Linked DNA regions of Homo sapiens: region 2 is linked to region 1. A link is an interaction called in ENCODE POLR2A ChIA-PET data of the cell type or tissue named here. Cell type or tissue: Caco-2. All regions are shown on one strand. Each heading gives the region's core, and the rest is flanking DNA. Links, peaks and the distances in the headings are about the cores only. Region 1 overlaps LOC105372564 (a long non-coding RNA gene). Region 2 holds the start of LNCNEF (lncRNA neighboring enhancer of FOXA2).

Region 1 (16,004 bases), core at 5,697-10,696:
CTTGAGGGGTATTTGTTAGCCATTTAGGACCCCTATAGTCAACCTAAAAATATTAACCCATTCATATCAACACCAAAGTGCAAACAGCCTAGGTGTGCATCAACAGGTAAAGGGAGAAACTGTGGTTGCTCCCCTCCATACAATGGTAAACTAGGCAGCAATGAAAAAGAATGAGCATAAGATATATACAGCCATATGGATGAATCTCAAAAGCACACTGAATGAAAGTAACCAGACTCACAGACTGCATAGTGTATGATTCCATTTATGTAAATTTCTAAAACAGAGAAAACTCATCTATGGTGGAAAATTAAAGAATAGTTTTCCTCAGAAAGGGGAGTGCACAAGAAGACCGACTGTGAAGAGGCAGGACCAAACTTTCTGGGGTGATAGAAATCCTCTATTGTGACAAGAATTTGGGTTAAACAGGTGTCTACATTTGTCAAAACTCAGCAAATAGTTAATGTAAGGTTAGCGCATTTTGCTGTATGTAAGTTTTAACTTAAAAATGGAAACAAATTTTAACTCTAGTTAATAATAAAGTACATGCTGAATTGTTTAGGGATGACATGCACAGATGTGTACAACTTCCTCTGAAATGCATCAGAAAGGAAGATGGATGGGTAGAGGGATGTGTCAGAAAGGAAGTGTGGGGGGATGTTAACGATTATCAGGGTTATGAGTGATCACTGAATAATTCATTCAACTTTCTTGTGTTTGAAATGTTTCATAATATAGTGCCAGGGAAACATCATTCAAGATAAATTTACCCCCTTCCAATCCTGAGCTACCCTCTCCCACTTGGTGATCACAGCCCCTGAGTGTTGACGGCCAAAAGACTTCTCTTCCACACAAGGCTCTTTGAAGGCTATTACATAAGTGAAGGGAGAATTTCATGAATATTTTGGTGAAAGGAGAATTTCATGAATATTTTGGAAGTATATAATAAAATGACATGTTTGGTTTGCACCACAGTCAAGTTTTCCATCTGTTTTGAATGTGTTGTGTTACTCCCTCAATCTCGATTGTTGGGAGACCCAATACAGACAGTGAGGTTCTTCCCTAACATCTGGGCACGTAGCATGTTCACCCCTCTGCTTGCAGTGATGAGAATGCTTAGTGGACTATGTTCTATGTCTGTGTTCCATGATCTGAATAAAACATGGACTATGTTCCATGTTCTGAATTGAAACAATCCTTGTTGTTCTAAATGAGTGGCCAAGAAACTGGCTCATTCTACAGTACAGGCTCTATGGAATGACCTCAAAGTTGCTCACTGTTTAGCCCCAGTGGTAACTTATCGGACATCTCCATTCTTCAGTTCTATGAGATGGTGGTTTGAACACATACTTGACAACAGCTTCCACTGTGGACCAGGGAGTGGAGCCCAGGAGCCAAGGGCCTGGAGAAACAAAGGAACCTGCACCCAGTATCGCAGAACTGGCGCTAGTTCGTTGGTTGCCAGAGATGCTGTAGGAGTAAATTCTGGGGGATACTCATCGGGGCAAGTGATTTTAGAGTAAGATCAGGGCTAGGAATGCCTTAAATACAGATTTATAAAAGCAAAAAGGAAAGAGAAGAGAAAACAGAGATCTCAGCATCTTTGGAAAGCTCAACAGGGAAGAATGGAGAAGAGAGTAATAGCCAGCTATCCCAGCACAATTTATTGAATAGTGAGAGCTTTCCCCATTGCTTGATTTCATTGACTTAGTCAAAGATCAGATGGTTGTAGGTGGAAGCTTTATTTCTGAGTTTTCTGTTCTATTCCATGTGTCTGCCTTTGTACTGGTACCATGCTGTTTTGGTTACCTAGCCTTATAGCACAGTTTGAAGTCCAGTAGTGTGATGCCTTCGGTTTTGTTCTTCCGGTTTAGGGTTGCTTTGGCTATCTGGACTATTTTTTTTTTGTTTCATATGAATTTTAGAATAGTTTTTTTTTCTAATTCTGTGACAAAGGACATCTGTAGTTTGATAGGAATAGTGTTGAATCTGTAAATTGCTTTGGGCAGTATGGCCATTTTAATTATATTGATTCCTCCAACCCATGAGGATGGAATGTTTTTCTATATTTGTGTCATCTAGGATTTCTTTCATCAATGTTTTGTAGTTCTCCTTGTAGAACTAAAACAGAGCCGCCATTCAACCCAGCAATCCCATTACTAGGTATATACCCAAAGGAAAGTAAATTATTCTACCAAAGAGATACATGCATGTGCATATTCATTGCCATACTATTTACAATGGCAAAGACATGGAATTAACCCAGATGCCCACCAATGCTGTACTAGATAAAGAAAACGTAGTAATATACACCATGGAATACTACACAGCCATAAAAAAGAATGAAATCATGCCCTTTGCAGCAACATGGATGTATATGGAGGCCATAATCCTAAAACATTAATGCAGGAACTGAAAACCAAATACCAAATACCACACGTTCTCACTTATCAGCAGGAGCTAAACATTGGGCACACATAGACATAAATATGGGAAGAAGAGACACTGTGGACTATGAAGTGGGGAGGGTGGGAAGGGAGCAGATTTGAGAAACAACCTACTGGGGGCTATGCTCACTATGTGAGCGATGGGATCTATACCCCAAACCTCAGCAACATCCAATATACCTATGTAACAGACATGCACATGTATCTCCAGGTATCTAAAGTAAAAGTTGAATTAAAAAAAAATATGTATATGAAAGTTTCTTGTAAATTATAAAGAAACTTTTAATCTATTCTACGATTTTTAGTTTTTTAATGAACACAGAGTGATGATTCTGTTTAGAATGATAAGGAATGAATATTCTAACCATTGTAATAAAATGAATTCCAGAGTGAGGAAAAGAAAGCAAAACTGCAGATAAAAGGAGACTATTGTATTTATTAAGCTCTTATTGGTGCCAAGCACTACTTTACAAACTGTATATTGAATTCTTAATGTTCACAAAAACTCTATAAAATAAGAGTTATGATTGCCTTCATTTGACAGAAACTGAGGCTCACAGAGACTAGAACACCATCACAGAGCCACCATTCGAGTTGAGAGGAGGGTAAGTCCTCCAGGCCACCCCACACATCAGCTCTGCAGACCTCTCTGAGCCTCAGCCCCTCATCCGGACAGCGGTGCTCATGACAGCAGCTGAACAGGGGTGCTGTGAGGATTCAGTGAGATTAGGTGATGGATGAGAATGTGTTTTGGAAAGTCTCTATTATCATTATTTTACCCATCTGTCCTAGAGAAGAGAGATTGCTCTTTCACCGGCTGATAGAGTGTCACCCACACGAGCTGGCAGAAGTGCTCTCTGCCAAAGGGCATGCTGGATGGAGTGGCAGTGCAGCCTCAGACTCTCTCGCTGGCATGAGCGATGGTTCTACAGGCAGATGGTGCTGGGAATGAATTGCTGAGAGGGTCTGCCAGAAACAGCTGCCTGCAAACACAGTCCCCCTCCCAGCTGGTCTTCTAGACACACGTGTTCCCTTAGGCTGCAGGAAGTACCAATGATGATGCTTCACAACCTTGCTCACGTTCAGAGTGAGGTCGCTCTGGGTAATGTGATGGGCCACCACCCTCTTGATTACAGCAGCTGCCTCTCCCACGTGCCTCTTTGTCCTCACTTAGAAAGTGGGTGGTGTGCATAGGGACAAGGGACAACACGGGTTGCTTGGGGCACACCTGCTTCAGAGCTTGTTTGCAGACCTCCTCATCCCCACCTCCACCAGGGATCAGGAGTGCTGTGTGCTCAGCAGATGTTTTGCCAATGCCGTTTTCACAGGCAATGCTTTTTTCTTTCCTTTTAAAATGTAATATATTGAGGACCCCCAAACAGCTGTCTGATGGGTTCCTTGTCTATTAGAGCACATTTCCTCTGCAAACAACAGCTTGCATCTGGAGCTGCCCTCAGACCTGATACCTTCCCACCACGCCCCATACCTTGATTCCTCCCTTGCCAAAAGTTTTCCCAGAAGAGCAACACAGGAAATAAAGTTGAAGACGCATTGCTGATGGTGACCAAGTTCTGCAGCCTCTTGTAGCACTGGGGCGAACTTCATGAAGCCCCGGCTGACCCAGTGGGGAGCCTCTGCTTTTCCCACCACAAAGTGATCCTGGCGCCTGAGCATCATCCTTGTGCCACTGAACGAAAGTGAGAGAAATTCTAGGAAACTGGAGCCACCCTCTGCAGCTCGGGTGGCCTCGCTTTAACATCTTTGTCCTGTGCCTATAGTTGTCCTTAATACCCACCACACTCTGCTTGTCTCTCAAGGTTTGGCATGAAAATGTTTCCTCTGCAAGGGGTCAGAGGGGTTAGTAGGGTGAGACAGCACAGGATACCCAGACAGGGAAGAAGAGGAGGACTGTAGAGAAGCTGAGAAGGTACGGAGACAGGATGGCCAGGGGCTCCAAACCATTCACTTCACAATTGGACCAACTCTTTTTATATCATCCATGAAATGGCTTCCATTTGCCTCCTGTGCCATGGAACCTTCTCTCCGTTCCCTTTTCAGAGTCTTCTCTCCATCACTAACCATCACACTTGGAGCCTGGACCTCGATGCTCCCTACTTAGGGTCCATCATCCCAAGAGGCTAGGACTCAGGCCCCACCAGCCTTGGCTATTGGCTTGAGCTTGAGGGCTTGGGCTCAAGACAATCAACTCAGTCCAAGGTCAGCTTTCTTTCACTTGCATGAATGCTATCATTTTCTATTTTGCAATGGGAATTGTGAGAAAAATGTGAGCAAGACTGTAATAATGCATGCTCAACAGAGGAAAGCCAATTCCAAGCTCATGCTCTATAAATGGGGAGACTATATTGTTGTTTTAGTATACACCAGACAGAACACAGCAATTGATGTCATGTTTTACCTGGTGGAGCACTGGGCTTTGAGTCAGGACACATTGGTTTGAGTTCCAGCTTTGCTGGCAGCCAGCTGTGTGTCTTGGGAAAGTCCCTGGCCTTTTCTCTTTAACTAAAACATAATAGGCATGATCATCAAGGCCACCTACTTACACATCAAAGTCAATCTTCACAGCAAGCTGGGAAGTAGGTGTCTATGGTTCAGATGTGGAAACCAAGGGCACAAAGTAGGGGAGTAGAGGAGTGGGATGTTGAGGGACCTGCCATTCTGAAGGGAAACTTCTGTAGCCACAGCCCCAGAAGAGCTCTGATTTGTCTCCCAATAGAAACCACTTGCTCAGCCACAGGTCATTGACTTCAAGCTGTCTCCTTCCCCAGCAGCCCTCAAGGTGCTCTGCCCATCCAAGGTGCCACGAGACACATGGCAGTGGCTTAGCATTACTCCCCAGATGCACCCTTGCTCTGTGTGCCATCCTGCTTTACTGGACCCTGCCTCGTGTTCTCACCTCTCCTCCCAGCTCCTCTCAGCAGTGGCCCTGGCCTCCATGCCAGCTCTCCTATCTGGGCTCAGCAGTTCTCCTGGTTCAACAAATCTGTGTTGCTTGTGCTGTGTCAGCTTGGTTTACCCAAGAGTTTTATTTCCCAGAATCCCTACCCCTGCAAGAACCTGGGTTAGAGTTGACCAAAAGAAGAATTACTTGAGGTTTGGGCTACAGAGGCAAAGCAGTGTCCATCACCCTCTGAAGGCTGTTGAGTAGGCCTGGCACAAGGATGGATGGACGCAGAAGTGCCTGGTGGGGCTCAACGGGTCCTCGCTGTCCTCTGTTCAGTGTCCAGCTCATTCTCTGCAGGCTCAGCCCAGCTGGCCGGGAACCAGACACCCAGAGCTGCACAGAGGAAATGGCTTCCCGCAGACTTTTGCCAAACTCCCTCACGGCCCCTCTGCCAGGGCAGGTCCTCTCAGATTCACTGGTAGATGACGCTTCTCTGATCTTCCAACTCCCCTTTCCAAATCTCCACTCTCCCAGCTATTCCCACAGAGTGGAAGGTCCGATTCCAATCACACAATCCCGCTCCTGGAGCATTCCCTGGCTCCCTGCTTCCTGCACAGTGGAACATCCCTGGGGGGCCCTCACTGCTGCTTCCCAGAACCAGGAAATGGAAAGCGAGTGAACATTATGGCAGACCGTGGCTACAAAAGATAATGCTGTACTGCCGCAGCATTTTTAACATAGAAATCTTCCTTTGAGTTACCTGTCAATTTTCTTAAATGCAGGAAGAAGCCTTTCCGGAGGCTGGCAGAGACATTTCTTAGCATTTTATTTTCTGAAACCTTCATGGAGATCCACCATGACAAAACAGGGCTGATGGCCGGAGCCTGAGTCAGCAACTCCCAGAGCAGGGTTATGATTTCTCACACCTCCGGGGGGGTCCATCGAGGTTGCAAAATTCTAAAACAGTAATTCTTGTAAAATCACTCTAACCATAAGGAGTTGGGAAGAGAGACGGCCAATGGGAAATGAAGAAAGAGTGGCGGCAAAATCAAACAATGAAACAGCCATCACCCCAGGGAGGTAGGAGTGGAGCTGATGAGAAGAACGGTGGGCCCCTCTCTATAGGCGGAGCTAATGCAGCGCTCAGGGGCTGGGTGGCCAGCGAGCCCAACCTGCTGCAGCTGTAACAATAGTGTGTCCAGTGACAGATGGCCTCCAGCGCTCCTCGGTGACAGTGACGTTACCTGGAGCACTGGGAAGGACCGGCACTGAGGGGCCTTGAGGAGCAGCAATCAGTGAACAGGAAGGAATTAAAGTGTCTCCTACCAGCAGAGAAGATAAGCATTTTATAGGGGACAGGCTGAACAAGAGGTTTTTTTTATCACTTGTCCCTGAAGAACAAAGAAGTCATTCTTTTCCTTTGTGGTGGGGTGGGTGAGGGTGTGGGGAGAGTGAGGAAATGTCTACTCTATTCAGGACACCTAGGCAGCTTTTGAAATCCCCACTGAAATTAACAACCAACGTTCATCCTGTACCTGCTTTGGGTAATGTCTGGGGAGAGAGACTTACCCGAAAATTCGCCCTGTGTGGCTCATGGGATGGAACCAGAAGTTCCCCATCACAGGTGAGGTGTGAGTGATGCTGAGACCAGACAGGCATCAGCTTTGGAGCTTGCAGGGCCTGCTAAGGAGGTCAGACTTGGTTCCCAGGGGACCAGGCTCCGTCCAGAGCCTGTCCCCGCCATTTATGTGGGCAGGTTTGTGTTAGATGCCGGTTGGCTCTGAAGCAGTGCCACAATTATTTCACCCCAAGTTTAAAGGCACTAAATTGTACCTGAAGAACTCTAGGCCCATTGGAAGTGGCCTGGGAAGCGAAGGTCCAGTCACACACTCTTATGGAATGTCTCTCTCTACAGGGTCTGGCAGATTAGAGGTGATGGAGAGCAGGGGCCAGCGCTGGGGAGGGGAAGGTTGCAGACTCAAAGCAACATAGAAATGTCGGCACGCATCAGAGTTCTAGAGTGAGCCAGAGATTGTCTGGGAATTCAGCTTGGGTGAAAAGGTAGGAAATTTACATGTTGGTGACTGTAAAGGTCCAGTGCAGAATCTACTGGGCTGAGGCCTTGGGCCTGCCCTGTAAAGAGAGCCATGTGTCTAGTGCTCCAAGGCCACATGTGGCTAGTGGCTATCATACTGGACAGGCAGGCACAAAATGTTTCCATCACACAGAAAGTTCTGCTCAATGGCCTTGCCCCAGACACTGACATTTCCATCATGACAAGCCATATTAAACAAACAAGTGTTTGAAACCACCTCCCCATGCCCCCATTTTCGGTTGTTTTTCAATAAGCAGAGATGCAGAAACAGGGAATCCTGGAAGCGTTCTGGTATCTAGAAAGCCTCATTAATCAACCAGTTTTATCCCCAGGCCCCCTTACTCTCCCCGTCTCTCTTCCTTACCTGGCCCATGTATGTGTGTTCATGGTTTACATGTGCACGTGTGGGTGTGCACACCTGATACAGCAGTGTTCTCTTTCCTGCTGCCTCCTAAGCAGAATGAAACTGTCTCCATTAAACAAGCTAAACATTCTCATAATCTCCAGCGAGGACACCTCACCTAAGCCCTCTGGTGAGAGAGCCGTCCTGGACATGCCACACCGCCACGGTGCACCTAACATTGAGTAGCTGATGGTTCTTCCAGGGCTCTCCAGGTATTGTCTTTCCTGAATACAGTCAAGTTGCAGCTTGTGAATTCTAACGCCGGTACACAGGATACAAACATGGTTCAGAGTAACCCCTGAAAATCTCTAAAATTTCCCTACAAGGGAATGCTGTATTGTGTCTCAGGACGTGCAACCCTTCCCATTTCTCGGTGGCAGCTGGAAAATGGTTGTTCTTCCCATGAGCAGTGGCATGGTACTTGGCTGAAGTTCCACGATTCATTTGGCCAAAGAAACCCAGTATAATGACAGTTGATGCAACAAAATATTCATGCCAGGAGAAACAGGTAGGGTTCTGAACAAAACACAGGGCAGAGCTCACAGGTGGTACCTTCCCTAGTGGAGCAACGACCTGGCGCACGCAGGACGGGACCTCTCTCTCTCAGCATGGGTGCTGGAAGTGAAGTGCATGTGAAATGGGCACCACAGGGCTGCAGTGCCAGCCACCTATGCAGAAACACAATCAATCCCACCACCACATATGCCTGCACTGCGCTCACACATCTGCTTTCCAATGCCAAACCCCAAACAGGCCATAGCTGCCCAACCACTGGGCAGAATTTCCAGAGTCCAGACTGCTGGGCTGTCCAAGTGGGCAACATTTGAACTGCAGAGGCAGAGCCTGACCCGTAACTCCTTCCTGCCCCTTGCCAGGTAGAGAGTATCTCTCTCTGACAAAGCGGGCAATGCCACCCACAGTCTAAAAATGACAAGGTGCCCTTCGTCCCAGGTAACTGAAAATAAAAGTGTTATCAGGTAGGCACAGACAGGAAGCAAGGCAGGTATCAACAGTGCCAGGCTGAGTGTTCTGGGGCCAGGCACATGGTTGTGGGCATCCCTGGGTAAGAATGTCCAGCAATGCTATTTGATTTAAAGTTTCATTTTCCTGGTAACATGAGGAAAAGTGAGAGCCCTGGGAAAGATGATGGAGAATGGAGTTACTTCCACACTGATTTGTTGCAGCCTGGGGGCTCATTAGAAATGGATCCACACAGCTACATTACATGACCCTGAAAAACACGGGAGTTTTTAAAAAGCAGGTCATCTTTCTTTCTTTCTTTCTTTCTTTCTTTCTTTCTTTCTTTCTTTCTTTCTTTCTTTCTTTCTTTCTTTCTTTCTTTCTTTCTTTCTTCTTTCTTTCTTTCTTTCTTTCTTTCTTTCTTTCTTTCTTTTTTTTTTTTTTTTTTTTTGATGGAGTCTCGCTCTGTTGCCCAAGCTGGAGTGCAGTGGCGCGGTCTCGGCTCACTGCAAGCTCCGCCTCCCGGGTTCACGCCATTCTCCTGCCTCAGCCTCCAGAGTAGCTGGGACTACAGGCACCCGCCACCACACCCGGCTAATTTTTTTGTGTTTTTAGTAGAGACGGGGTTTCACCCCATGTTAGCCAGGATGGTCTCGATCTCCTGACCTCGTGATCCGCCCGCCTGGGCCTCCCAAAGTGCTGGGATTACAAGCGTGAGCCACCGCGCCCGGCCAAAAGCAGGTCATTTTTCTTAATGCTTCCTACTTAACGTGAAGATAAAGTATCAATATCAAATAAAATATTTTTATATTTTCATCAAGATATTTACTGTCTAGACCAGCTAGTGAGGACAGCTCAGGGATTGGATAATTTTCTGTTGATCTTGCTTTTCTAACGTGTTTCTGGGCCAGAAAACATTTGCTTAAAATATTGTCTATTATTTTTATATTCTAAAAATAATTTTGAAACTGGTAATACAATCAGCATGCACAGTCCACTAAGCTAGGGCACTCTGCTGATTCCGCCAGGTGGACATCTTGGTGTCAGCCTCCAAATACAACTTCACTCCCTTTTCCTGGACACTGAGGAAGACATTGAGATTCCAGACAGATTGTTCTTAAAAAGGTATCATTTGCAACTGCTCAGCTCTGTGGATCAAAATTTTATCCAGATTGTGCAACCAAAAAACTTTTTTACAAAAAAAATGTGTTGAAGTCGATATGATTTCCAAATTTCTAAGAGCCTCAACTTTTCTCTTTATATAATAAAAGCTATGTTTAGACATTCGCCATCAAACTGCCATATTATTCTCTTTGTAGGATAATTAAATGTTATAAATTTAAACTAAGGACGAGTATACTAGCTAGTTATTAAACTAATAAAATATCCCCTTTTGGGTTTTATAGATTCAGGTCTGTGCATAAAAATTTATTTGAAAATAAAATCACTTAAAAAATAAAAAAGCTTGAGAGCTTCAGGACCATAAGAACCGTCTACCTCTCCATTTTATAAAAGAAAAATGAGGCCCAAAGAGAGGAATCAGTAAGTCATAGATGAAGATATTAGCAAAGCCACAAGTGTTGAAAGTTCTCTAATACTATTTCTATTTTAGTCTCTGCTCTTCTGCCCTCAGGAAGCTCAGAGACAAGTTGGGATTTTAAAATCAGTTCTCTTGGCCAGGTGTGGTGGCTCACACTTGTAATTCCAGCACTGTGGGAGCCCAAGGCAGTGGAATCTCTTGAGACCAGGAGTTCAAGACCAGCCTGGTTAGTGAGACTTCATCTCTCCAAAAAATAAAATTAGCTGGGCATGACAGTGCATGCCTGTGGTCCCAGCTACTCGGGAGGCTGAGGCGGGAGGATTGCTTGAGGCCAGGAGGTCAAGGCTGCAGTGAGCTGTGCTCATGTCACTGCACTCCAGCCTGGGCAACAGAGCGAGTCCCTGTCTCTAAAATATAAAAATAATAAAAAGTTTAATAATACTAAATAAAATTACTTCTCAAGTAAAAAAATACAGAGAAGCTCTGTGGTATCGCTAACCACACACAAAAAAAATAAATAAAAATATAAACAATTTTAAAGGTCAAGTGAGCTCTTCCGTAGCAGCTCTTCAAATGGCATGTAGATTTCACTGGCCACAGCCCAGCTCCCCCAGCCTAAACCAGGCCCATAGCATACTTGAGCCACCCTGGGGATAGCTGCCCTGAGGGCTCAGAGTAAACAGGTAAACAGCTGTGCCATGCTTTTCAGTGCAAGGGACCTAGGTGAGCAGGCAGAGGTCAATGTCCACACCCCAGTTTCATCAACAACTCACTGGCCACCTAAGGTCACCCAAATGCCTTTTTATCTGAATCTACAAAAAAAAAAAAAAAGAGGCAGAATAGGCCATGATGGAAAAGGCCATACTCTTTCTGAATAGGAGAGAGAAGTGCCTGGGAATGATACAGGGAGAAGAGAGAGGGAATTGAAATAGCAGTCATGGCTAGTAAAGCTGCATGTATAAATGGTTCTTTGGTATCCTTTTAGAAATCTAGTACCTACTGGCGGCTATCTGCTTCCCCAGCATGTGAGCAGCTGCATGAGGCTCCAGCTCAGGTTAGTGGAGTCAGTAACCCCAGCCTGTGGGCAGCTCTGTGTCTGCAGGGACCTGTGCACCCTCAGCCCTGTGAGAGGCAGGAAGCGAAAACCACCTAAGCAGTAGAAGATACCTTTTAGACCTGTCTTGCTGAATTTCTACAACCACCAGGAGAGGAAAGCCGAACAGAAACTGCTGCGTGCTTTGCAGTTCGGAGAAGTAATGCACCTTACCTAAGGTTGTATAAATAGTAGATGATCAGACAGGACCAGCCCCAGCTCTTCCTTGTCCTGGCGTGTTCTTTCCCCTACACCTACCATTTCAGAAGAGGAAGCTCTAATTGACAAGGAGCTCTCAGCTTATCAACTTACTTCATTTATCTGTAGGCTAGAGAACTTGGGGACATATTATCAAAGAAGCAAAGAAGAAAAAAAATCAACAGAATAACTCCACATCCAAGAGGTCAGGTTTTCTCCGCTCTCCTCAACTTCTGTCTCTGTGGCCACCCGAGAGGGCTCCGGGCCCCTCTGGCACCTGCCTCCTTGGGTTTTCCTCTGCTCCTGTTTATGGGTTTTATCGAGAAGAGGACAGTGTGACAGTGCTTTGTGGTGCATTAATAAAGATAAGAGAGGCCACAGCTACTAAACAGAGTTTTCAGAACCCCTCCCCTGGTTTCCCTGGCTGCAGGCCTGCATGCACAGACACACAGAACCACCGATGTGGGAACTATTACTGCCCTCCGATTATTGTTATTGTAATGCCTATTCAGCCGCCCCTTTGTAAGTTCCTAGAGGGCGGGGACCATGTCTCGGGCTGCTTTTCATGAATTCATGCCTTCATGCTTCCATTCACTCACCCTACAAACATTTATTGAGTGCTACCATCACTACGCCCGCCTCAGTGCTGGGGACTCAGAAGATACATCACATCCTATCCCCAGCAGCACAGCCCAACCCTGGCTGCCAGTCCCAATTTGTTCTTTTAGGAATGGAACCCCCCAAATAGGGCACAGGCTGCAACATCTGCATCAGCCAGAAGGTCAGGAGGCAACAGGTGGTATCTTCTTCCTTCATCATCTTCTTTTCCTCCAAACTCCTACAACATGATCATATTTATTTCATAACAAAAACATCTAATAAATTCCACATTTTAAATCTACTATTTTAAACCTAAAATTCTTCTTTTCTCAAACTTGGCTTCCCATTTGAATTAGTAGGGGAATGTCAAAATACTGATGCCTGGGTCCCCACACACAGTGGATCTGATTTAGTTGGCTTGGGCATGGGGATTTTAATAAGCTCAGCAAGTGGCTCGAACTGTGGCCCAGGTTGAGAACCACCATTTCAACCCGAAACAGAGGAGAGGTTCTGGGCTCAGGAGCAGGAATTGCTCCTCCATTTGTTTGCAGATGTGCCAGTATATTCTGGACCCCAAGACTCTGAAGCTCCCTGGTCTAAGCCTATGTTGTCCACCTGCCTTCTGTACCGGAGATCTCACTTCACTCCTTGCCTTCCTGCCCACTCTTGGCCTTGGGTTGTGTCTCTTTGCCTGTGCACACAGAACACACCTCCGTGCTATGGTCCTGTTTAGGCTTCAGGACTCTGGCCCATCACAGGGCCTTTTGCCTAGAAAAGTGCTCTTTCTTCTGACTTCCCAGAGCCTGGCTGTCTCCACACCCTGGGCTCCAATGATCCTGCTCCTTCTCTGCCTGCAGTTGAGTCTTCTTTTCTTTTCCCTTCACTATGGGGTACACACCACTCCTCCTTCCTGGCCTGCTTGGCCTGGTGACAGCGATGCTTCTTAGGAAGGGGGACCTACTGAGGCACCCGCACCTGTGGCCATGTGGTAGCTTCTAGGAGATACCAGAGGGGACTGTGGAAGGACCCACAAATCATTCTCAACCAACACCAGAGGGTGCATATCCTTGTCCTTGAAGTTCAATTCAAAGGACATGTGGACAAAGATGACTCTTGGAAAATGCAAATAAACACCACAATGACACAACATTTCACATCCACTAGGATGACCGTGAGTTCATTGCTGTTGTTGTTTTAAGGGATATAAGTGTTGACAAGGATGCGGAGAAGCTGAAACCCTTTTACAATGGCTGGTAGGAAAGTAAAATGGTGCAGCTGTTGTGGGGAACGGCTTGGCAATACCTCAAAAAAATTGACATAGGATTACCATATGACCTAGAGACTTCTAGGTATACGCCCTAAAGAACTGAAAACAGAGACTCCAACAAATACATGCACATGCTGTTCACAGCAGCATTATTCACAAGTCAAAAGGCCAAAACAACTCAAATATAAAACTGAAGGAAATATTCATGAACATACACTGTATTCATATAACACGTATTTAATGTTAGAATACCTTACAAAACATATAACATACACCGAAATTGGAATTAAAGGATGAGATTAAAAACATGAAGAAACGTGTCTTTCCTAGAATCCCCAGTGGTGACCACCAATCTGCTCGAATGCTCCCACAGTGACTTCCCTTAGCCTGGAAATTTCAAGAGTTACAATCTGAAGAGATTCTTCCACTCCCACCTTTGCTTTAATTCCTGGCTTGAAAGAAAATTTAAATTTAAGGACAAACTTTCTTGTGCTGCTGTTTTTAAGGTGACCGTTTTGTTTCCCAAATTTCCTCTGGAAAAAGAACATTCCTTCAACAAGGTCTCTCTTTTCTAAGGAGAAAAGGATCAAATACAGACCCTCAAACCGAGGCTCTGGTGCTAGTTCGGGGAAACAGACACATGCACGGTAACCATTTCTAAACACAGAGCTGTTTTCAGCTTCATATTCCACAGATCTTGAAGTATTCACACATCTTATGCAGTATTTCCTTTTGGTTAAGCTTAGCCCCTTGGAAAGATTAAGAAAGTCGTGTCCTAAGAGTCCCGGGGAGGCCGAGATAACATAGTGAGTGGAGTCCAGCCTGAGGTCTCCTGTCTGCTAGGCAGGGATTTCAGGGTGAGTTTCAAGGACAGCTTCCAAGGCTGAGTGGATTCTTGTGGTCACCATTGCGAAGGTGTATCTGAGGTAATTGAAATTACGTTAGCATGGTGACATATAGAAAAAGAATATGGGGACATTTTACTCCTGAGCATGAGGGAGAATCGCTGAGAGCCAGGCAAGGTGAAGAAGAAAAAGAGAAATAATAAATTCTCGGCTGGGCACAGTGGCTCACGCCTGTAATCCCAGCACTTTGGGAGGCCGAGGCGGGCAGATCACGAGGTCAGGAAATCGAGACCATCCTGGCTAACACGGTGAAACCCCGTCTCTACTAAAAATACAAAAAATTAGCCGGGCATGGTGGCGGGCGCCTGTAGTCCCAGATACTCGGGAGGCCGAGGCAGGAGAGTGGCGTGAACCTGGGAGGCGGAGCTTGCAGTGAACCGAGATCGCGCCACTGCACTCCAGCCTGGGCGACAGAGGGAGACTCCATCTCAAAATAAATAAATAAATAAATTCTCAAAGGAGACTTTCTTTTTTTTAATAAAAACCATGTATTGGATCAGTTATCTTCTCAAATCTCTAGTCTAAAATAATGTGGGCAGTTTTACAAGGAAATACATATATTGGACCATATGAAATGAACCGTCAATATTTGTTATAAATCTATGAAAACATTAAGTTCAAATGGTTTCGTCTAACACCTATGTAATATAATCAGTAAATTCCAGGTACTGTGCGATTTAGGCAGAGTATATGTGTGTATATGTGTGTGTGTGTGTGTGTATGTATGTACATGCACGTGTGTATATATTTTGTAGAGTCCAGGGTCTCCTGTCAAACTTCTGGGCTCAAGCGATCCTTCTGCCTCAGCCTCCCAAAGTGCTAAGATTACAGTTGTGAGCCACTGCACCCGACATATGCAGAAAATATCTTACTGCAGTATAAAACATATATCTGAGAGGAAAAGAACAAGAGAGAGAGGTTTCTAACTTAAACACAGCTAACCAAGGAAAAAATAAAATCAACATTTGAATGAATATTGAAATTCTCTTAAAAAAAGACAAATGAGGGGGAAATCACATAAGCAAGTAAGGTTTCACACACATGGTGCTCTAGAAACTAATCAGTGGACAGATTCAGAATCCATATCTCCCTTTCCAAAATGTTCTCTGGCAGAAGTCATTCTGTAGGACAAACTGGAATCAAAAGAGTTATGAAAATTGTACAATGGGATGAAGGGGCTTCCCCTGTTGGGGAATAGATAGCTGACATGCTGGATGGGGCCAGGGTTCAAACAAAGGCCCCTGTTGAGTGGGAGCAGGTACAAGACAGATGGTTTGTTAAACATTGCCAGCATGCTTGCGCAGTGCCGTGCGGCGGTCAGAGCCTGGATAATGGTCACCAGGGCATTGTGTAGCAGCGCATTGGCTAATTTCAGCCCAGCTAAAGCTATTGCTTATCTTTGTTGGTTTTGCAAAGATTAAGGCAGTTTCTCTGCTTTGAATGCACCACAGCTGCCCAGCAAAGCATTCCTGAAGTTTTGTCTGAATTCCCACTGCTAAGAGGGGCCAAGCAAAAGGTGGCTCGTGCAAGGACTTGTTTTAAGCTCATATGTGAAGTTGCTTCTCCTCAACTAATCTGGACCACTCTTGACTCT
Region 2 (16,004 bases), core at 5,800-10,799, 100 kb after region 1:
ACGAGGTCAATAGATCGAGACCATCCTGGCTAACACTGAGAAACCCCGTCTCTACTAAAAATACAAAAAATTAGCCGGTCGCGGGGGCAGGCGCCTGTAGTCCCAGCTACTTGGGAGGCTGAGGCAGGAGAATTGCATGAACCCGGGAGGTGGAGCTTGCAGTGAGCCGAGATCACACCACTGCACTCCAGTCATGGGTGGTGAGTCACCTGCATTCACCAAAAGTGATATTCTACCAACGATCTCTGGGCCTATTCAATGAGGTATTGGAAAGATATCTCAGCATTCAGAAATGTTTCTGCCCCATTTTTTAGGGATAACATTTAGGAACAGTGAGGTCAGTGTCACCTGGAGGGTCAGCAGCTGAATGCAGAATGGAGAACGCTTCTTCCTCCCTCAGGATGCTCACTGAGCCCAAGACTTCTTTTTTTTTTGAGGAGGAGTTTTTCTCTGTCACCTAGGCTTGAGTGCAGTGGCACAATCTTGGCTCACTGCAATCTCCATCTCTCAGGTTCAAATGATTCTCCTGCCTCAGCCTCTTGTGTAGCTGGGATTATAGGTGTGCCGCAATGCCTGGTTATTTATTTATTTATTTATTTATTTATTTATTTATTTATTATTTTTTGAGACAGAGTTTCCCTCTTGTTGCCCAGGCTGGAGTACAATAGCATGAGCTTGGCTCACCACAACCTCCAACTCCTGGGTTCAAGGGATTCTTCTGCCTCAGCCTCCTGAGTAGCTGGGATTACAGACATGTGCCACCATGCCCGGTTAATTTTTTTTTTTGTATTTTTAGTAGAGACAGGGTTTCTCCAAGTTGGTCAGGCTGATCTCGAACTCCCAACCTCAGGTGATCTGCCCACCTTGGCCTCCCAAAGTGATGGGATTACAGGCATGAGCCATCGCACCTGGCCCCTAATTTTTGTATTTTTAGTAGAGATGGAGTTTCACTCACCACATTGGCCAGGATAGTCTCGAACTTTTGACCTCAGGTGATCTGCCCGCTTTGTCATCCCAAAGTGCTGGGATTATAGGCATGAGCCATCGTGCCCGGCCAAGGCTTTTTAAAATTTAATTTAATTTTATTATTATTATCATTACTAGAAGGAGGCATATGGAAATGCCCAATTTGAACAGAAATTTTCTAGAACTATGCATTTCCAATGCTCAGTGGTGAAAGAGTCAGCTAGAGCATTGAGTAATGGTGAACTGTGTTCCCTATTAAATAGAAGGTAAGTGATTTCCCTGCTTTGAGTTTCCTGGTGTGGTGATTCACTTGCAGTGAATAGGGACTCCTGATAAGATACTACCATCACGGAAAATCTTCAAGGAAAGGCTAGATATCTAGCTCTTCCCTGAACACCAGAGGCAAGAAAAGGGACTATACCTGGGGGGCTCAAATAGACTACAGAGGAAAGCACTTATAATTTGACCAGAAGCACTTTTGTGCAAAATACCAGGACTGTGATAATTCCCACCATGTGTGAGAAGAGTCCTCCAGTTTTCAGGGCCATTGCTGCAAAGTACTGGTGGAATTTCTCCTGTCCTTGTAAGAACTCTCATGCCTGAGTCTCAGATTTACTTTTAACCGAAAGCCTTTGATTTGATCCCCATGAGGCTAATGGGACCTTAAATCCATCACAAGACTCTTTGGAATTTATCTGGAGATTCCACCTTCTCTGTATTTCTAATCAGTCTCAATGGCTTTTTCTATAATAGAGTTTTATGTTCTAGTCATTAATCATTTTAATTTTTAAAATAGATAACATTTGAAATACTACTTCCCCTTTCCTAAGCTTCTTTCGGACAGCACTGAGTAAGTAAAGCCTTAACTATGCCCTCTGGTTGAAAAAAAAAAAAAACCCACACATAAACCTGTTATGTTTCAGACTTTATGATCTGAGCATAAAAAGAGCTGAGCCTTTGATTCATATTCTATTCCATCACGAGTACAGCGGTACTGAAGGGATTTGCATGTTTAAAGGAGTGTTCAGAACAACCCATATAATGAATTCTCAAGGGTCTTCGCAGAGGAATTGCTATTCATCTCCACCATTGATGTCTGTGGCGGGGTCTGTGTTCTCTGGGGACGTTGAGTGGATGCCAGTGCTCAGCAGCAGCCAGTCATAAGGCATCTGGGTAGAGGCCTCCATCTTGCTTGGACTTGGGAGGGTAGAGAGGGTAGGTTGAATGGCTTGCAGGCTGCACCAGCTGGTGGACAGGTGGTGTGTGCAGGTGTTGAGAGATAGGTAATGAGGTTGGTTCCTTCCCTTAAACAATTTATTACGGAGCACCCCCTTTCCTAGGAGTCCAAAACCCAGAGGGATCCAATTTCCTGCTTTTAAGCTGGAAATTGCATGGATCACCACATTTTCTTGTGAGAAAAAATGTGAAGGCAACTGGCCTGGGAAGGAAATCTCTGGCCACCAGATTGGTAGGAAATTCTACATTACAATGTTCTAAGGTCTGTCTTTATTAAAACTGCAGCATATCCCAAGTACCTGGAAGGGTTATGGTTGAGTTTACTTAAAATTTGACAAGAAAAGGTGAAGGCACACCAGTCCTGCACGTTGAAAGCTCTGTTTCTCAAAGGGTTGTGTGAGAAGGAGCTGGGACTGGGCTGGGAAAAAACTCAGCTTTGCTTTAGCTTGGTCTTACTCATCAACACCACCTTTTCCTTGCAACTGTGTCAACACAGTGGGCAGGACCTTCTCTGTTAGTCACTACCTTTGATGTCTGGGGAGCTCTGCTTCCCTATCCCCAAGGGTCTCTTATCAGCCCCCTACCAGGCATTCTTTTTCCTCAGGATTCTGTTAGTAATTGCTCCTCCCTGAGACTTCTCATCCAGCCTAACAGGTGGTCTAAACCAATGGTATTCACTGGTTGAAGAGAGAAATTGATGGATAGTAGTGGGAAAAAACATGACCTTTAGACTCAAGACCTTGATTTGAGTCTGATTCTGTCACTTATGAGCTGAGTAGCATTGGGCAGGTACTTAACCTCCCTAGGCCTCAGTTTCCTCATCTTCCTCAAACAAGATCATGCTTTCTCCTTCCTCCAGGCATCATGGAGATTAGATCTGCAATGCACGTGATGGTGACTCAGAGTGGGCCTGCTGTAGATATTAATTAGTACCCAGAACACTCAATATGGTTTCTCTGTATGTTGGCAATTGCAGGGTGTAGAGTAGCTAGATGGATCTTCACTTGATTTGGAAGTGGTCTGACTTACATCACATGCTGTGTGGTGCCTGAGAAGCTCCCTTAGGGAGGATCATGAAACAGATGTCATCCATGGCAGCTGCAGGCCTTGCCTTTAAACTCCCAAGCACTCACCTGTGCAGCCAGGTGCCTACTCCAGGAGGAGAAAAGGGTGCCAAGGGTGTATTTCTTTTGAGGGTGGTTATTGTTTCCTCCAGTAAAACTGGATCCTTAACTAGTTGTTATGTCATCAACAGCATCATTATATGAAGGAAAATCCTAACATTTTAAGTTGATATCTTAGAGGGCAATCATATTCTCCCACAGAAAATTCCGAGTTACAGAGAAGACCAATTGTTCTAACTCAAGGCAAGCACTTTTTTTTTTTTTTTTTTTTTTTTAGTGGTTATTTCTAAAGAAAGAGAAACAAGCTTACTCTAGGCATTCTCCTTCTCAACAGCTTGGGAAAGACATTGGACATAGACTCAAATGACCCAGCTTTGCCCCAGCTCTGTCTCTTGGGAGCTGGGTGACTCTGAGTCAATTGGTTAATTTTACTGAGCCTCAGAAGCTTAACCTTTTAAAATAGAGTGAACACATCCAGTTGTCCAGAGACTGTGAAGGTGGCATGAGATCAGTGGAGGGTAGGAGCTTTGCCAGGCTTTGGTTGTCCCACAGCTTGGGGGACATGGACATAGGGAAGTGCATGCTGAACAGGTCTCAGAATTCATCTCAAAAACCATAAACCTTACTGGGCATGGAAAGGGTTTGGTTCTTCCCAGGGGTTTGGTTCTTGCAGAGATACACATTTGTTGATGATGAATAGGAGAGCAAATTTTTATTATTGAAAATATTGAACCGGTGCCTTTGTCACCTCATCAGTCATATTCTCTTTCAACCCATCCACTGTGAAAGTGAAAGGGAATCCGTGAGGGACAGGTTGAGGAGTTTTTCCTAGATCCGTGCATTAGTGCCCAGGAGCCACCCGAAGGTCTTATTACACATTCTGAATCAGAAGGTCTGGAGTGAGGAGGGGAGAGCTGAGAGTCAGCATTTTTTACAAGCCCCCAGGTGATGCTAATCTCCTATTCCAAGGGCCACTCTTTGAGAGTCTAAGGCTAAGAACAAAATGCCTTTGACCTACTTTGAGGTTTAGTTTTCTCCTTCTTGAGCCCACAGCAGAGAAATAATCCTAAAACCAGGTTTTGGGGAAAGAGAAAAAAAAATTTAAACTCCCAAATCCTCCCTTACATCTCCAGAATGAGGATTGACAGACTCAGACCCTAGAGGTTTTCCATGAGCCATGACAAGGGGAGGTTACAGGAGGCCATGTGAAAGCACTGCAGGCAACAAGAAGCAGATAGGAATATCTTCCTGATTTTTGAGAGAAGGGCCAGAGGAAGAAGGAGAGGAGTAGTTGGGGCCCAGGCTAGCTTTCCTTAGGGCCGATCTCAGGAAGAGGGAGGGTGGGGAAACACCTAGGAGGTATTTTGTGAGACTCAAGAGACACTTGAACACATGCTCCTGTTTCCCTCCCCAGCACGACCCCCCAACACGGCAGCTCTACAACGGCAAGGACGGGCATGGGTTTGGGATGCGGGGTTTTGACACTGTGTGTTGTCTTCTTCACCTCCTCCATGGTGAGGAAGAGAGCCGGGCATTGCTATGGGCGTTGTGGGGGTGAGTGCAGTCCCTGAGGGATGAGGCCATCGTGCCTGCTGTGGGTTGGATCCTCAGTCCCCCTAAGGTGAAAGGGAGCCATGTGTGTGGACTCTCCCCCCAACAGTCCTGATCCAGGCCCATGCTCAACAGACTCTTCAGCAAAAGGAACTCACATAGTTGTCCCCAAAGAACCAGGCAGAACCGGCACTCTGCAGCGGCACCAGAGGATATTGTCTCGACCAGGGGAGGGGAGATGCTCTTTACCTGGGAGCCACAAATACAGGAGCTCTGCATAGGGACCAGGCCTCCCCTAACACCTGAAGGGACATTAAGCATTTCCTGGAGGCACCTTGAAGAGGCACAGGAAGGATAAACAGCTATAGTGGAAGGTGGCTTTAGAATAGATAGCCTAAGAGGCTGACTGATGTGGCTTACACGGAGGAGGCTGTTTCTCTCCACAAGCCAGCTTGCGCAGCTTCCCCCAGTCATTACAGGGAAAAAAGTGGGAGGAACTTCAAAGCTGAGTCCAATTATAGGAAATAAAGAAGTCATTTTTTTCTTGGCACACGGGAACAGTGGTGTGGAATGTCAGTCCTGCTATAGTACCATTTAATCAATACACAAAACTAAATCTTACCACACTAAAATAAAACTGTTTAATTCATATGCTTTATACTATGCATTTTACCTAATAACCATGACAGTAAATGAGATATTTTATCATCTTTTAAGATTGAACATTGTGTTACACATATTTCCATATATTGTCTAGATTTCTTATTCTTTATTTTGTTATATTCAACCTTGTTAACATTTAGTGTGAAAAATGGCAAACGTGTTTATGTGTGAATGTGTATATACATTTTGTATGTAATATATATGCTGTTATGTGCTTAGTTGTGTCCACCTAAAATTTATATGTTAAAGTCCTAACCCCCAGTACCCAAGAAGGTGACTGTATTTGGAGATAGATAGGATCTTCAAAGAGGTAACTAAGTTTAAATGAGGTCATTTAATGGATGGGGCCTATTTAATATTAGGATGCAGACACACACAGAGAGAAGAACGTGTAAGATGTCCATCTGCAAGACAAGGAGAGAGGCTTCAGGAGAAAGCAACCCTGCTCACACTTTGATCACAGACTTGTGGCCTCCAGAATGGTAAGAAAATACATTTCTGTTGTTTAAGCCTCCCAGGCTATGGTACTTTGTTATGGCAGCCCTAGCAATTGAATACAGAGAGTAATATACCTATTAGACATACATGTCAATGTTCCCTTTACAGGAAATGATGAACTCAGCAGTAATTTAATAAGAGATGACTTAGAATTGTAAATTCTTGCCCACTCATATGATGAATATTTATTGGGGACCCTCTGTGGATGAGCTGTGGCACACATGATCTGCTCCCTCACATGTACACCTATAAATTCACCCAACACATGGTGATTTGGGTTGCTAGATGAGAGTCAAGCAAATTGCTTTTGAGAGAGGAGGCTCAGTGAAGTGGCATTTAAGCTGGGTTTGGATGGGAGAGACAGAAGAACATCCCATTTGGGAGGAATGCATGAGAAATAATATGGAGCAAAGATGTAGACATGTTCTGGAAATAGTGACTGGATAGTAGGGTGGGAATATGGACAGATCATAAGGGGAGGGTGAGAGATGGCCAGGGAGGTCAGGGACTGGCCATATTGTGCTGGACCTTGAAAGCCAGGCCCAAAATCCTGTTTCTTTTTTAACAGGGAATGACGAGTAACAGAATTTTTCAAAGCTGGGAAGTCACATGATTAAAGTGGTAGATTAACCTGCTAGAAACATCTAGAATGTAGAGCGAGGGTGCACTAGAAATAGGAAAACAGATGGACTTTGCAGTAATCCAGATGCAAGGCAACTGAGAAGAGGGCAGGAACGGGAGGCATCCAGGAGCCGGAGAAAAGAGGATGCTCGGGACCTGGCAGCTTCCTTTTCATCTCTAGGTAAATTAAATACTTTCCCACAGTTTGGTGCCCTTCATGGTGCTGCTACCTGCCAGGCTTGAGAGAGTGAGAAGCTGGAGGTCTCTGCCTTTTCTGTGGCTGCCCAGGACAAACCTCATTGGTTCTGCTGAATGAGCATCATTAGCGTATTTATACTAGAACTCAGTTCCAGATAGCAGCATTTGAGAATCAAGATAAGAGAGTGTTATTTTCAGTGGGAAATCAGTGGGCCAGTGGAAGAGCTAGAATAGTGAGTGACAATTGTCTTGCTGGTTACTCTCAGCATTGGCACAGGGGTGTGGTGTTGGGCTAACTTAATTTGCACTCAAATACTTTGTCCTCCCACTGGCTGAAGTTCCACTGCACAGAGATTATGCTTTGGGTCATGTGGCTCTCGTGAGGTGAATGTCCTTTATGAAGAACGAGAACTAAGACTCTCTAGGACCGGCTGGGATAAGGCCTTGGACGTGGTGTCTATCTGGTTCTAGCCCCTTGAGATGGAGCCATCTATTCCACATTAGCCTGTTCAAACAGGGCCTCCAGCATGCTGTCTTGGATTTACTCTAAAATTCTAATCTCTTGATGAAGATTTTGGTGGCTACAAATTGCTGCTCTTCCTCTGGGCACTGGAATGGATGGGTGTCCTGGTTTGGATTTTCTAGCTCAGCCCTAAAGAGGAAGAAGATTTCTGCTAAAGAAGAATGCTTTGCCTGGAGTTTCTGGTGCTGGCAATTGGCTTGGGCCCACTCTTGAACTAATAGGTTCAACTTTATCCCCTGGCCACAGGTATAAACTCAAGAGTGAACTCTTTATGCCATGTAAGCCACACAGGCTGCAGGTATTAGAAAAAGAGCTGCAGTACTCTTCTGAAAAGTCATCTCTGCTCTCCCTTCCTGAAGGTGGTGGAAGAAACTTGTAATCATGAGAGCTGCTGGGATCCATTTGCAACCCTGCATGATGCTGACCACACAGAAAGAAGACGAGAAAAACAGAATCCAGAGGCCTTGACATTCTTACTGGGCCCCAGTATCAAAAACTCAAAATCTTCCCTACCTCTGGACTTCCAGTTATGTGATCCCTGAAAGGCATCCACGTGTGGCCTTTCCCAGTAAGGCTTTAGTTAGGTTAGCTAAAATGTTAGCAAAGTCTAATCTTATTGGCAGAAAAAAAATTGCCTTTTACTATGTTTGTACCTTTCAAAGACCTCATAGCCCAGCAGACTTCATAAATGCTGGTGAATTTCTTTCAAACCATTGTCAAATAAAACCTCCCATCTCCAATTAGCATAATGTCTCCATTCTGAAAGTCCAGGAGGCTTCTTTATTTTTTTGTTCTAAAGATATCTATACCAGGATTGCAACAATTATGAGGACTACTAACAAGAAAAACTCCTGAAACTTTTGAGAATGGGATTTGCATTTGCAAAATGATTTGCAACCAGACCTGCCAGGTAGCACTTCACGGAAATCAAAAAATGGGTTTTGAATATCGAGATTATATTTTTTGGCATCCAAATTCGTAGTAAAATCACCTTTCTAGCTGTCTGCAGTAGATGTGACTAAACTCTCAGAATAGCTTCCACAAGTGCTGAATACTTTTGATAAAAGTCGATGTAGCTGGAACACAGTCACATTTGATTGACTTACCTTAATTCTCTAAATCAGCTTATTGCCCAAACAGCTCCTCAATTCGGGTGTCCCCATGCTGCGGCCACCTTCTCTAGTTGCCAGAGCCCGCTTCTCCACCCTAAATAACTGCGACTGCGGCAGAGGCATTTGGGTTGGTTTAAGACGGCAGTATATCCCTCTGTTTCTTCATTCAGGATTTCTTTCCTTCAAAGGAGACTTTGTGTTTCCCAAGTTTCCTTCTTCTGCTTGTATGAATCTAAAATGAATCTGAACTAAAAGTACTTGTTGAGTGGTTATGCTCCCAACTGTAATTTGGAGTCAAGGTATGAATATTTTATACTCAAAGAGTCACTGAAGATTTGTAGGAGGCTTTTAAAAATAAAATGAATACACTCATTTTGTTGGCTCAGGTAGACTATAGCTGGGGGAAAACAAAAATACAGGATGAGCCCTCAATCATGAGTCTTTAAAAAATGAATCAGGATTTGTGTTTTGGGATAATCAGGAGTCCCTGTGGTGAGTACACAGTGTCCTTTGGAGGAAAGAAATACCAGCCTGAAGGAGAACCGGGAAACAAAAACAAAAGCCACCCAAATGCTCCAATCTCGTTTTAAACCAACCCAAATTCCAGAGGTGCAGTTTCAGAAGGGAGCTCTTCATACCCTGGCAGAAATTAGGTGTCAAGCTAGAGAGCCAGTATTCAGATGCCTGTGGCTTCCTTTCACTGCAAAAATAGATTTAAAAAATAATCCAGTCTTTGGCATATTTTCTCCGAGACGGAGAGACCTGAGTAGCCCCTTTGCTTTCGCTGTATGTTTGTGTTGCACTGAGCTGAGGGCTTTGTGAGCTCATAGGCTACTTCAAAAGCTGTTGAAAACAGTCAAAACAGAAACTGAATACATGTGAATTAAGCATTTCCTTTTTTATATAAATCTGTGAGTCTTTTTTTTTAAAATAACATCTATTGGTTTATATGGAGGGACCCCGTTAAGCAATTTTCACTGGATGCAGTTTCAGCTTGAAAGAACAAAAAGTAGAAGAAAAGTGTCTAGGCTCTTTTAACCTTCAAGCATGGCCACACTTAGGAGGATGATCACCTGAGAATCATAAGTTCTTTCCTGAAGACTCTGTAGAAGGACATTTGGATTACAAATCATTTTTGACGTTCATCAAGTACTCAAATATATGTTTTAATTGTGCCTGATGCACATTGCTTCTTTTATAATGCACTAATCTTACTCTAAGCAAAGTATGTAGCAATTTTGAGATAAGGAAGAAAGTTTCTGAGCTTTCATGAGGTGGCTGTCAAGATCATGACCACCTGTGGGGTGCTGGGTACATTACCCTTGAGAAGATGCTCTGAAATGACATTGTTTCTTCTTTTCATTTATCGCAAAGGGTTTCATTCTTTATTTATTTATTTTTTTTAGTTGGAGTATCACTCTGTTGCCCAGGCTGAAGTGCAGTGGTATGATCATAGCTCACTGCAGCCTCAAACTCCTGGCCTCAATTGATCCTCCCACCTCAGCCTCCTGAGTTGCTGGGAATACAAGCTCATGCCACCATGCCGGGGTAATTTTTTTTTTTCTGGTGGCGGAGGGACAGGGTCTTGCTATGTTGCCCAGGCTGGTCTCAAACTGCTGGTCTTTAGTTACCCTTCACCCTTACCATCACAAAGTATTGAGATTGCAGATGTGGGCCACAGCACCTGACCAAGGGCTTCATTCTTAATGTCTACCTTCTGTCCTGGATTCTGGATCCTTTGAATAGATTCCACCTGTGAGAAGCTTGAAAACATCAGATGTATGCAAATTAAAACCCTAGGTACTAATTTTACCTATTAAATTGGCAAAAATTCTAAAATTTGTTAACATGCAGTATTGGCCAAAGTTTCACTAAAAAATATGCCCTTGTAGCGGTATGGGAATAAAATCAGTACAGCTTTTATGGACAGATTGGTAGCCCATGCTTTGTCCCCACAATTCTGCTTCTAGTTCTTCATCCTGCAACTGTAGAAGTGAACAAAGATTTACATGTCACATTTATTGTCATAGTGAAAACATGGAAACATCATGCTAATCAGCAGGAGACTAGTTACATAAAGCATACTCATACAAAGGAATTTTAGCAGCCATGAAAAAGGATGACTAATTACAATGCGCAGGCACTGAGGGGTCTCCAAGACACAGTGTCACGAGAAAAGCAAAGGGCAGATATAGTTTATTCCTCTTTGTAGACAAAGGCACACATATGCTTAGATACATGCAGAAAATTTCCTGGAGGATAGAGAATAAATGATAACAACTGGTAATCTTTCAGGTGTGGAACTGACAACCTGAGGGGAGAGGAGGAAGAATTTGCTTTTTATTTTATAAACTTTTGTATGACTTTGTTTAAAAAAAATCATATTTGTATATTATATTATTATAATCAGGGTTGTTTATTTATTTATTCATTTAAAATGGAGTCTTGTTCTATCACCCAGGCTAGAGCGTGGTGGCACAATCTCAGCTCACTGCAAACTCCCCCTCCCGGGTTTAAGTGTTTCTCTTGCCTCAGCCTCCCAAGTAGCTGGGATTGTGGGCGGGCTCCACCATGCCTGTCTAATTTTTGTATTTTTAGTAGACATGGGGTTTCACCATGTTGGCCGGGCTGGTCTGGAACTCCTGACCTCAAGTAGGCCACCCCCCTCAGCCTCCCAAAGTGCTGGGATTACAGGTGTGAGCCACTGCACCCAGCCTAATTTTTCTTTGTAATAAGCAAAAAAATCCATCTGTGGCCGTGACTCTACATTTCCTGAATTAATCCACACTACTGGATTAGTGTGGTAAACAAGAGTTTACCACCTGGCCACCTCAGTCTCTCTGACAATCTCTTAAGCACGAGTGAGAAGTCTTAATTCTTAGCATTCCTGTGCTCAGGTCTTTCCTGTCATATCAAAAACATTACGTTATGTTCTATGAAACCCCCTGGGCTCCAGACCTCTTCCCTCCCCGTAATGCTTTCCTGGTTCTCTGAACGCTTTAGCAGTTGTATCAACCTTCGTGAATGCCATCGTATTCGTTTTCTATTGCTGTATAACAAATTGCCATAAGCTCAGAGGCTTGAAACACACACATTTTTTTTTTTTTTTATATCATGGTTTCTGTGGTCAGGAATCCTGGCACAGCTTAGTAGGCCCTCTACCTCAGGACCCACAACATGCCGAGTTCCAGGTGTTGTCTGGGGCTGGGATCTCATTGTAAGGCTCAGCCAGGGGAGGATCCACTTCCAAGCTCATGAGGCTGTTAGCAGAATTCAGTTCCTTGCCTTCTGTTGAATTGAGGGCCTCAGTCTCTAGCTGGGTTCTAGCTGGGCAAGGCCATCTCAGTTCCCTTCCACATGGGCCTACCAACATGGCCCCCAACATATCCCTTGCTAATTTACCAACACCAGCAAAGCAGAGAGTTGACCAGCAAGACCGATGTTCCAATTGTATATAATCTTGTGTGATTCATCTACCAGTTAGAAGCAAGTCACGAGTCTCACCCACACTCAAGGGGAGAGGATTATGTAAGGGCATAAATACCAGGAGGTGGGATAATTGGGGGGTCACCTTAGAATCAGCCATAGTCATGAAAGTTGTATGACATTCGGGTAGCCTAAAAGGAATGCCATCAGGAAAGTCTAATAATCGTGAATGATTTTCCCTAAGGGTCTCCTCATCTCGTCACTTATTTAGAACTTCCCTGGGGTCTTTCCAGACCACTCTTCACCCACCCTGTGCTTATTCCTCTATCTCCTTTTCTTCTGGGCTTCATGTGATAATGCCAACCTGTGTTGAAAGATTAATTCAAGCCTTTCCTCCTTGTGTCCTTTGCCTGTATCCTGAGGGTTATGGGAAGTGGCTTGGGAGCAAGGAGAGGTGGGATTACATGGCAACCAGTGGGCTCCTTCTGGATCTGGTTCCTGGCCCAAGTGTTACCTTCCTGCCACCCAGGCTCAGCTTGCCTACTGCAACCCTGCACTGCTACTCACTCTGTGTTATGTTTCTTTTCTTTTCTTATAAGAGTAATCACCCTCTTAAGTTCCCTGGTGAACTTCTCTGGGTAGGTGGGTCTGGAACCCAATGGATGTTCCACAGAACGTTACTGAATGCTTTTACTATGACAGGGAAGACCATCTCCCTCTGAAGTTTATTTTCTTGTTTTTATCTGCTTTCCCTCTAGAGGGTTAAGATGAAGCGGTCTTTTTTTTTCCTGGTCCACTGCAATATTTCCAGGACCTGAATGGCTCCTAGCACATGGTAAACATCTAATAAGTATGTGTGAAGTAAATAATTGGATTAGTCATTGAGTACTCAATGTGTCCTGTGAATCCAGTAGGTGGAGGAAGCACCATTGCTGCCATGGTTCTAAGGGTCATTTCTCACAACTATTTCTTAGGTAGCTGTATAGCTATGAACCTAAACCCCTTGCAATCCTAGTGTTACTGACTTTTGTCTTGCTAATATCTAAGCATTCCTTATCCTCCCTCTCTTCTCACTAACCATTGAGGATTACAATGGCTAGACTAAGACATACTCCAGGAAATCAGCCCACAGGGTGTGATGGGACCCTGGAAGTGGCTTCCCATCTTCTGTCTCTGCATTGGTCAGTGGCTAGAAATGTCTGGCTGTAACTAAGAAATAGCTACAAAATTTGGAGCCTGACAACTGCCCCTGTTTACTTGCATATTTGTTGCCACAGAGGGCATAATTATAGACAGAGATTGAGAATGGCAGTAATGATGTGTCAGCCTCATAAGGTGCTCAGGGTGTGTCAGGCTGTGAACACTGTGCTTCGTCTGTGGCAGTGTCTCCCTTAATCCTCACACCAGCCCTTCCTGGATGGGAGGTGGGGGTGGTTCCCACTGAGGCATCACTAATTCTAAAAACAACTACCTGGTCAAATGTAAATGCAAATTCTAAGCCAGCTTATTAGGCGAATGTCAGTGAAAATAATTTTAATAGCATTCTTGCATTAGGAAGAAGCCTTAATGAAAACACAATTTTAACATAATTAGATTGAAATAGTTCAGCACTGCATACATAATCTGAAATGATCTTACTTAAGTTCACCTAGCACATTGACAAGTCACCGTTGTAAGCTTTTAAGAAATGGATTTCTAATATTTGATTTTTCTTAGTGTTTATTCAAAATTTAATTTTACCATTAAAATTTGCATTATATGGCTCATTAAGGCAACACCTTTCTCATTACTGTAACAAGAAGACACGTTCAAACAAAGGCACTTCAGAGTGCTTGGGCCTTTCTGAAGGTCCACACCTCACAGGCCTTCTTTGAGCTGGCCAGTGTTTCTTGCTCTTAGTCACAGATATCTTCTCTCACATTGATAAGAATGGACATTTTCTGTCAAATTTTAAGTCGTTAAAAAATAGCCTACATTTTCATTGACCTCCTTCTTTTTAGAGTCTATTTCTGAAAACCAATGCTTTCTTTCAGTAGCGTGTCCCTGCTATCTCCTCTTCACTGTTTGTGGGTAGGGAGTGAGGGTAGGAGTGGGGATGACAGTCTGCTAGAAGCCCTTCAAAAGAAGGGGAGGACAACACTGCCCAGCGCCATCACCACACAGATTGTCCCATAGTGCTGGGAGACAGGGATGGCAAGTTCACAGCAGGAATATTTTTTCCACTGTACTGGTATGTGCCAAATGTTTATGTAGAGGGGGTAATTAGGTGCTGTTTTTGGTGAACGAAGCACCCCATGGGCTTGGTGGGGTCTTGGAGACAGCACGTGCTGTGTGCTAGAACAACCTGCAGTGAGAGATGACACAGGCTTGCATCTGGTTGTCCCACTTCTGGATTGTGTCACTTTGGGCTACTTTCTTCACTTTGTTAAACTCCAATTTCCTTATATATGAATTGAGGGTAAAGGGAAGTGATAAGTTCCCAAGGTCTTTGGAGGCTTACTATTTAATGAACACATTCTTACATAGTACCCTCTTTGACAGGAGGTAAGAAGTCAAGTTGTAGTATTTCCAGCCTCACCCTCAGGATATCCCACCAATTTCTAAGGTAGACCAGTGTCTCCCTAGGACTCGTACAAAGCTGGGAATCTGACAGCAAGGAAGAGGCATGGGGACATTGCCCGATGTGTAGAAAACCACCATGTCTGCCACAACATGCAACACCAGAAGAGAGAAGAAGAACCCATGTGGAGAGAAACCTCATCCAAGGAACTGAAGAAAATCCCCATAGTGAGCCCTCCTGGCTGCTTCTTCCTCGCTTGTGCTTAAGACAACTCCTGTTTTTCGTTCCACCCACCCACTGCCCAATCTTCCTTTTTTCCCAATGTTCATTTTTACTAAATGTCATCTCCACTCATGCAGGGGCTTAGACCCCAAACCCAAGTTTTATTCTTACTTTCTTACTTTCCCACATAGTCAGTGTCCAATCCACGAGCAAGAGTTGTTGACACAAACCTCAAACACCTCTCATCCCCTCCACTGATGCCCTAATGGTCCAAACCATCTATTATCTCTTTGTAGTTCTTGGGACCACTGGAGCTGCTAAGTAAACATTCTTCTTCTTCTATGCTTTGCCCCTAACCCACGGCAGACAGGAATCTTTAAAAATGTAAATCTGATCATATCACTTCCATCCTTAAAGCTCTCCAATAGTGTCCCATTGAACAAAATGAAATCTCTGCAGAAATAAACCTCTGGAGAAATATAGATTGACTACAATCCTCAGCCCCTAAATTATACTGCAGAGGGGAGGATGCTTAGGATTCAGATAAAATGGGAAGGAAGTCAGTGACAGTGTAGTCACCGTAAGCCAGAGGTAGAAAGTCCAGTCAGAACCACTCACTCATAAGCATGCTGAAAAGTGGAAAAGCAACTATGCAAATAAACTTCAGCAAAAAAGAAGAGACATAGTGTGCTCTGTCCATTAGGATGATTCCAGCTGCAACTATCAGAACATCTTGCAAGAAACGTCTGAGACAAACAGGGATTTTTTCCCTCATATAACAAGTCTGGAGGTGGGGAGCTGATTGATCTCAGTGCTCTGGGTCAGCAGCTGTGCGGTTCTCTCAGAACTGGCCTCCTGATCACTAAATGACTTCAGTAGCTTAGTGCATCGCATCCCCACCGCACAGTCACTGGAAGGGGTAGGGGCAATGCGGGGCTGTTCTCCTCTGCTCACTTCCTATTCTCTCACTGCAGAGAATCAGTCCTTCCCAGAATCTTCCCAGCAGAGCTCAGAATTTGCCTTAAGTCACTTTGGCCAGGACTGTGTCACAAATCACTACAGCCCACTGGTCTGGCACATCTTATCTGAGATCAAGGATCTCCCCTCAAGGCCTGAATAAGGTTGGGGTTCTGTAAGTAAAAAAGGGGGGAATATTGCCCAAATAAGTGGGCAACCACAATGGCTGCACCATGTGCAGAAAAGGGAGAGGAAGAAGCCAGACTGGAAAAGGCATAATGCAGGAAGCAGAAGAAAGTTCCCCACCAGCGAAGGCTTCATTTCGTGTTATCGAGGCGCTAATGAAG

What was found. ChIA-PET counts read pairs that join two places held together with the same protein. Peaks named below come from ENCODE experiments on the same cell type or tissue, not always from the same donor. Only the 100,000 strongest peaks of a DNase experiment are listed, where the experiment ranks them.
Region 2: POLR2A ChIA-PET joins it to region 1 with 12 read pairs; 3 of 35 experiments call an interaction of 5 or more read pairs at or near these places.

Annotation. Positions count from the first base shown.
Region 1 is chr20:22,496,374-22,512,377 of GRCh38, forward strand. LOC105372564 (a long non-coding RNA gene) reads right to left here. Exons shown (of 3, transcript XR_937341.3): 3 at 13,727-14,426. Among named protein-coding and RNA genes, the nearest start is that of LINC00261, 74 kb to the right of the region's middle. In Caco-2, for the core only: no CTCF peak of the experiment used is centred there; a DNase peak (open chromatin) is centred at 6,568.
Region 2 is chr20:22,598,860-22,614,863 of GRCh38, forward strand. LNCNEF (lncRNA neighboring enhancer of FOXA2) reads right to left here and starts at 8,658. Exons shown (of 3, transcript NR_109883.1): 1 at 8,487-8,658. RefSeq lists an enhancer at 12,689-13,359. In Caco-2, for the core only: no CTCF peak of the experiment used is centred there; no DNase peak of the experiment used is centred there.